Regions from separate parts of the Homo sapiens genome. Here region 2 is linked to region 1. Evidence: read pairs that join two places in POLR2A ChIA-PET (ENCODE). Cell type or tissue: PC-3. All regions are shown on one strand.

The links. ChIA-PET counts read pairs that join two places held together with the same protein. Peaks named below come from ENCODE experiments on the same cell type or tissue, not always from the same donor. Only the 100,000 strongest peaks of a DNase experiment are listed, where the experiment ranks them.
Region 2: POLR2A ChIA-PET joins it to region 1 with 5 read pairs; 2 of 35 experiments call an interaction of 5 or more read pairs at or near these places.

Annotation. Positions count from the first base shown.
Region 1 is chr1:236,074,759-236,078,758 of GRCh38, forward strand. No RefSeq gene overlaps it. Among named protein-coding and RNA genes, the nearest start is that of NID1, 12 kb to the left of the region's middle. In PC-3, no CTCF peak of the experiment used is centred here; no DNase peak of the experiment used is centred here.
Region 2 is chr1:236,515,028-236,519,027 of GRCh38, forward strand. It overlaps a transcript of LGALS8 not described here. Among named protein-coding and RNA genes, the nearest start is that of LGALS8, 7.0 kb to the right of the region's middle. RefSeq lists a silencer at 1,274-1,452. In PC-3, no CTCF peak of the experiment used is centred here; a DNase peak (open chromatin) is centred at 2,424; H3K4me3 peaks cover 1,583 bases; H3K27ac peaks cover 1,444 bases.

The DNA.
Region 1 (4,000 bases):
ATTTTCTCTCCAAAATCATTTTTGAAACAGCATTTTTATAACTATGCTATATCCCAGGACAATATTACAAGAAGGTATTAGGAGGTTAATCTTTTTGTTTGTTTGTTTTGAGATGGAATTTCGCTCTTGCTGCCAGGCTGAAGTGCAATGGCGCAATCTCAGCTCACCACAACCTCCACGGTTCAAGTTCCGCGGTTGAACTCCCAGGTTCAAGCGATTCTCCTGCCTCAGCCTCCCAAATAGCGGGGATTACAGACATGCGCCACCACCCTCAGCTAATTTTGTATTTTTAGTAGAGACAGGTTTCTCCATATTGGTCAGGCTGGTCTTGAACTCCTCACCTCAGGGTGATCCTCCCACCTCGGCCTCCCAAAGTGCTGGGGTTACAGGTGTGAGCCACCTTGCCCAGCCAGGAGGTTAATCTTAAAAGCATATATTTATGGCTTCTCAGTACCTGTTGTTAATTGTCTTATTCTAACAATGCACTCCCATAGGTTAATTGGATCAGTCTTAATAACCCATACTGACCATTTATTCATCAATTAATATTTATTGAGACCTCACTATGTACCTGGCACAGTGCTAGACATTAAAGGCACACCTAAGAACAAAATATGGTCACTGTTCTCTTGAAGATTACATTCTTATGGGGAAAGACAGACACTAAAGGAATGAATAAGCAATTATATAATGTGTCAGATGGAGATAAAGAAAAGTGCCATAGAAAAAAATTAATTCACGTAAGAACTTACAGAGTGGAGGCTGGGCACGGTGGCTCACGCCTGTAATCCCAGCACTTTGGGAGGCCAAGGCGGGCAGATCACCTGAGGTCAGGAGTTCGAGATCAGCCTGGCCAACATGGCGAAACCCAGTCTCTACTAAAAAATGCAAAAATTAGCCAGGCGTGGTGGTGGGCACCTGTAATCCCAGCTACTTGAAGGCTGAGACAGTAGAATCGCTTGAACCCGGGAGGCGGAGGTTGCAGTAAGCCGAGATCACACTATCGCACTCCAGCCTGGCTGACATAGTAAGACTCTGTCTCAAAAAAAAAAAAAATAAAAAAAGCTTACATTATAGAGTGATGTGGTTGGGTGTGAGAGGTGCAATTTTATTTTGGTATATCAGGAAAGTTCTCTATAATCTCTTCAATACCTTTGGGGCAGAGTCCTAAGAAGTGAGGGAGTGAACCGACTGGGTAGGTTAAGGGAACAGCTGAGGCCGCATTTGGTCCTGGGGACCACAGGTGCAAAGTTCTTGAGCACGAGTGAGCTGCCAAAGGTTGGCAAGAGAGCCAGGTGGGTGGAGCAGGGTAAGTGAGAGATAGACCCCTTGGCCCCACAGGCCATAGTAAGGACTTTGGACAGCATCTGAAAATAGTTCAATGGGCAATAGCAAAAGCAGAAAGAATCAGCCAAATTTACAGAATACGTATTTTCATGAGTTAGTTAAATTGCTGCCTTTGGTTATGGAAAACATTGAAGATAGTACAAACCTAGCAAAAGACAGCCAAGAAAGAATTCCAGTGCAAGACTAAATGAGATATTATCATTGGAAAGGTAGAAAGAAAAATCGCAAAATGCTATTGTCTTCTCATTGAACTTAAGTACAGTAACCTATAATCTACTGCTTGTTCTAAAAATGCAGATTTGTTCCACCTGGATGACATACAGGCATACCTCAGAGATATTGCAGACTCAGTTCCAGACCAGTGCAATAAAGCAAATATAGCAATCAAGTGAAATTACACAAATGTTTTGGTTTCCCAGTGCATATCAAAGTTATGTTTAGCTGTAAAATCTCTGGAAGAAAACCTAAGTAATACCATCCTGGACATAGGAGCAAGCAAAGATTTAATGACAAAGATAGCAAAAGCAATCACAACAAAAGCAAAAATTGACAAATGGGATCTAATTAAACTTAAGAGCTTCTGCACAGCAAAAGAAACTATCAACAGACTAAACAGACAACCTACAGAATGGGAGAAAATATTGGCAAACTACACATCTGACAAAAGTCTAATATCCAGCATCTATAAGGAACTTAAACAAATTTACAAGACAGGCTGGGCACGGTGGCTCATGCCTGTAATTTCAGCACTTTGGGAAGCTGAGGTGGGCAGATCACCTGAGGTGAGGAGTTCAAGACCAGCCTGGGTAACATGGAGAAACCCTGTCTCTACTAAAAATACGAAAATTAGCCAGGTGCAATGGCATGCACCTGTAATCCCAGCTACTCAGGAGGCTGAGGCAAGAGAATCGCTTGAACCTGAGAGGCAGAGGTTGCAGTGAGCCATGATTGTGCCACTACATTCAAGCCTGGGGGACAGAGTGAGAGCCCATTTCAAAACACACACACACACACACACACACACATTTATAAGACAAAAACAAACTACCCCATTAAAAAGTGGGCAAAGAACATGAAAAGACACTTTTCAAAAGAAGACATATGGGCCGGGCGCGGTGGCTCATGCCTGTAATCCCAGCACTTTGAGAGGCCAAGGTGGGTGGATCACCTGAGGTCGGGAGTTCAAGATCAGCCTGACCAACATGGAGAAACCCGTCTCTATTAAAAATACAAAAATTAGCCAGGCATGGTGGTGCATGCCTGTAATCCCAGCTATTTGGGAGGCTGAGGCAGGAGAATTGCCTGAACCCAGGAGGCGGAGATTGCAGTGAACCAAGATCGTGTCATTGCTCTCCAGTCTGGGCAACAAGTGTGAAACTCTGTCTCAAAAAAAAAAAAAAAAAAAAAAAGAAGGCCAGGCGCGGTGGCTCATGCCTGTAATCCCAGCACTTTGGGAGGCCAAGGCGGGTGGATCACGAGGTCAGGAGATCGAGACTATCCTGGCTAACACAGTGAAACCCCGTCTCTACTAAAAATACAAAAAAATTAGCCGGGCGTGGTGGCGGGTGCCTGTAGTCCCAGCTACTCTGGAGGCTGAGGCAGGAGAATGGCATGAACCCGGGAGGCAGAGCTTGCAGTGAGCCGAGATCCCACCACTGCACTCTAGCCTGGGTGACAAAGTGAGACTCCATCTCAAAAAAAAAAAAAAAAAAAAAAAAGACATACATGTGGCCAACGATCATAAAGAAAAAATCTCAACATCACTGATCATTACAGAAATGGAAATCAAAGCCACAATGAGATACCATCTCACACCCGTCAGAATGGCCATCATTAAAGTCAAAAAATAACAGATGCTGGCAAGGTTGAAGAGAAAAGGGAACATTTATACTCCGTTGGTGGGAATCTAAATTAGTTCAACCATTGTGGAAAGCAGTATGGCGATTCCTCAAAGAGCTAAAAGCAGAACTACCGTTCAACCCAGCAATCCCATTACTGGGTATATACCCAGGGGAATATAAACCATCCTACCATAAAGACACATGCACGTGAACGTTCATAGCAGCATGATTCGCAATAGCAAAGTCATGGAATCAACCTAAATGCCCATCAATGACAGATAGGATAAAGAAAATATGGTACATATACACCAAGGAATACTATACAGCCATAAAAAAGAACAAGATCATGTCTTTTGCAGGAACATAGATGGAGCTGGAGACTATTATCCTTAGCAAACTAACACAGGAACAGAAAACCAAATACTGCATGTTCTCATTTATAAGTAGGAGCTAAATGATGAGAACTCATGGACACAAAGAGGGGAATAACAGACACAGGGGCCTACCTGAGGGTGGAGGGTGGGAGGAGGGAGAGGAGCAGAAAAAATAACTATTGGATACTGGGCTAAGTACATAAGTGATGAAATAATCTGTACAACAACCCCCCATGACACGAGTTTACCTATATAACAAACCTGCACATGTACTCCTGAACCTAAAATAAACATTTTTTTTTAAAGTTATGTTTAGGCTGGGCGTGGTGGCTCAAGCTTGTAATCCCAACACTTTGGGAGGCCAAGGCGGGTGGATCACCTGAGGTCAGAAGTTCAAAACCAGCCTGGCCAACAGGCCAAACCCGGTCTCTACTAAAA
Region 2 (4,000 bases), 440 kb after region 1:
ATCTTTTCAACTCATTAAACCTAAACATCCTTGTAAAAAGTGTGAAAAGTTATATAGTTTTTCAAAATTCGATTAGCAGTTACATAAGCATAAATGTTTAAAGTATGTATGGTACAGCCAGGCTTCAGTTCCCTGTCTTAAACACAAAGATCCATATCAATTCCAGATACTGCAATGGTTTGCTGTTTTTCCTGCTTCCCCCATCTCCAAATAAACTAAAGCATCAACATGCCTCACCTCACATAACCCTAAGTTTTCAGCAGTTGGCAGTTACACCTGGAAACCATTTTTCTAAAATAAACAACAACTGTTTGCTTACGGATCAAAATGCAAAGGACCATAACATTTAGCCTCACCTTCCTACTACAGATCGAGTTTAAAAGTGCCATGGTATAGCTAAATTATGAAGAAAGATATGAATATAACTGCAAAAGTGGAAGGAGATTTGGGATAATTCTTGCCCATTTTGTTAGGCCAAATGCATCTTTGTGCAAATTAGAAAAAGGTGGTCTTCATCCCTTCACTCCTATCCTTTTGGGGGTGGAGGGGCAGTGGCTAAAGTACAGACTAGGTTTCAGCTACCACATCCTCCTTCAGTTAGCTGCCCTCGGCGTGACAGAAACATGTGCAAACAGCCCTGTGCCTTTGTCTTATGTTCCAGCCAGCCAAGAAAAATAGTTGTAAAAGAGCAGCTGCTGTTTGGGGTAATGACCTTGGACCCTCCCCAATTTGTTCCAAGCCTGTTTTTGTATTCATTTTTCCCACATTTATGTTCCTGGATGGAAGCTTCCATATCTGCTCTTGGCCCTATTTGAAATTCCCCAGATTTCCTTCCTGGCTCCTGGCCTTTGGTTTTTCATGTGGCTCCTGATCCCACACGCTCCCTGAATTTGGATTCTCCTGTCATTTCAGGTGCGAGGTTTCCCACTACAGCCTCTTGGGCCTCACCTCCAATACCTCTTTCCCATCAGAACAGCCCGGACCTTCCCCTATGGTAGAGCAGAGACAGAATTTAAATGAATTCTCAAGAAGTGCTTGGACTCATATCTAGCAAAATTACATGGCATTTAACCTTTGACACAAAAAATGCAGCTTCTAGGAATCTATCTAAAGATACACTGTGGCAAATATACAAAAAGAAGCATTATTTATCAAGCACTATTTCCTAATAAAATAATTCTTAGGTCAGGCGCAATGGCTCAGGCCTGTAATCCCAGCACCCTGGGAGGCTGAGGAAGGCAGATGGCTTGAGCTCTGGAGTTCAGGACCAGCGTGGGTAACATGACAAAACCCCATCTCTAACAAAAATACAAAAATTAGCCGGGCATGGTGGCATGCACCTGTAGTCCCAGCTACTCGAGAGGCTGAGGTGGGAGGATCGCTTGAGCCTGGGAGGCACAGGTTGCAGTGAGCCAAGATCGCACCACTGCACTCCAGCCTGGGTGACAGAGTGAGACCCTGTCAAAGAAAGAGAGAGAGAGAGAGAAAGGAAAGAAAGGAAGAAAGGAAGAAAGAGAAAGGAAAGAGAAAGAAAGAGAAAAAGAAAGAAAGAAGGAAAGAAAGAAAGAAAAAAGAAAGAAAAAGAAAGAGAAAGGAGAAAAAGAATTCTTACTAATAAATGCAGGAGAAATGATAGAATTGAAATATCACCATTTTCAATTCCTAATGAAATAACGTATCTAGGCAATGACCATCAATAGCTAGATGCTAAAATCATCTGATCAAACACTGATGGGAACTTCGTAACAGATGGATCAGGCTAACAACATCTGAAACCACTAACTGGTTTTGATGTCATAAAAAGAAAAACAACCAGATATTTTCTGTCTCCTGATGAGTTGCAATTGGAGCTACATATCACCTGTAAAGTCTTCTGGCCAAAAAATTAAGCCCAGCCGGACCTTATTAAACCTTTAAATCTAACAATTAGTTTTGAAGCTTTTACAGATTAAATGAAGTCTGAGATTTGCTTCAAAATGAACCAGTGGTGGGGAGGAAGTGGGTGAGGTGTAGGTGAAACAAGATTGGCCACGTCGATAATTGCTGGAGCTGGGCGATGAAAGCACAGGTATTTATCACACCATCTCTCTACTTTTGTGTGTTTTTTTGTTTGTTTTTGGTTTTGGTTTTAAGGAGCAGAGAGTCTAATAGGCAAGAAAGAAAAGAGAAGGCTGAAGGAAGACGCTCCCCCGTACAGAGACAGAGGGAGGGGGCTCCAAAGCCGAAAGAGGAGGTCCTCTTGTGTATGTTTTAAAATACTCCCAGATAAAATATTTTTGGAAGAGTACTTGGTTGGATTCAACAGCTTTTTTTTAATTTAAAAAAATCACCTCAATTTTTTTGCTTGCTCTAACGTGCCATAGAAATTCCTGAGGTTTTACTTGTTGCTTTACAATGAACTGTGTAAACACAAGCTGGAAGAGATCAGCTATGCGCTGGAAGGGTTGGTTAAATATTGAGACTGCCTTGCTGAGGGAAGCCTTTTAATGAATCTCAGTAATTTTGCAAGAGAAAAGATAACAATGAACACTACATTAAACATCATTCTTTTGCACTTTGCTAAATATGTGTATGTAAATTACTGTCTGACTGTTACTGGATATATACAGCATATACATATGCACTTTTTTTACTGTTTTTTTTTTTTTTTTTTTTTTTTTTTTTTTACAGAGCTTGCTCTGTCACCTAGGCTGGAGGGCAGTGGCGCAGTCTCAGCTCACTGCAATCTCCGCCTCCCAGGTTCAAGCGATTCTCCTGTCTCAGCCTCCAAAGTAGCTGGGACTACAGGCGCCTGCCACCGCTCCTGGCTAATTTTTGTATTTTTAGTAGAGACAGGGTTTCACTATGTTGTCCAGGCTGGTCTCGAACTCCTGACCTCGTGATCCATCTGCCTCGGCCTCCCAAAGTGCTGGGATTACAGGCATAAGCCACCGCGCCCGGCCCATGTATACTATTTATACATTTTTAGTATCATTTTGTCTTTACATTTTACATAATTTCAGATACATTTTCCTCATATCAAATAATTCAGCATTTTTTAGTACTAACATCATAGTCTGTAAGCCATTCAAAAAATGTATTTCACAAAATAGGCTATCTCATCCTTTGAGCTATTGAGATGAATTAATTTATACTCCTCCTAAGATCCCTCTCGTCACTAAGATTCTTTTATTTTATGACAAAACCATAGTTCTAGAAGCTTGTTTCTCCCACCTGAAAAGACTGGATTTGGGACATGATCCTGTAGAACTTCGGAGGTAAGCCTGGTGAATCAGATCATAGGGGGTCTGGAGGGTGAAAAAAAAGAGTTTGGTGCTCATGGATGGGGCTAGTATTGGGGTGTAGGGGAGATTAGGTCAAAGCAAGAGGATTCAAAGGAGAAATGAATTCCTTTAGATTGGGGAAGATAATCGGAAGAGGTAGAAGACACCGTCCATGACACTTCCTGGGGAAGCAGATGTATGTATAAGGATGTGAGTATTGTGGTTTTGTAAAGAATGCATTCCTGAAGATGTTGCATAATTTAAAACCTACATATTTTGATTAATTTTCTCATGAGAATAGCAGGGTATGTGTTCTCGGCGCTCACAAATGTATAATCCATTGTGGCAAATTTTTGCTTTCACATATTTTTTTTTATCATTATTGTCACAGGTTCTGTGACGGAGTTCTGGTTTCTAAATTCACAGCATACCAAGGCAGTTCTTTAAAGTTCTTGATACTCTTTTATCATATCTAACTTGTATTCCAAAATTATTGAGTTGGAGCACATTTTCCCAGCACTTAGCACCGCTATTTCATGGATGGTTGGAGAGGGGGTCCAAAAATTTTACAATCATGTTAACAAAAGTGACACAGCAACAAAACAATAAGCAAAATCACTGCCAGAGTATTCCTTAGCTTGAAACAATACGGTTCACATCGATAGAATATGGCATCTATTTCTGTTTAATCAGTTAACCCTGCTAAGTAGCAAGAGCTTACAATTCATGTCTAAAAT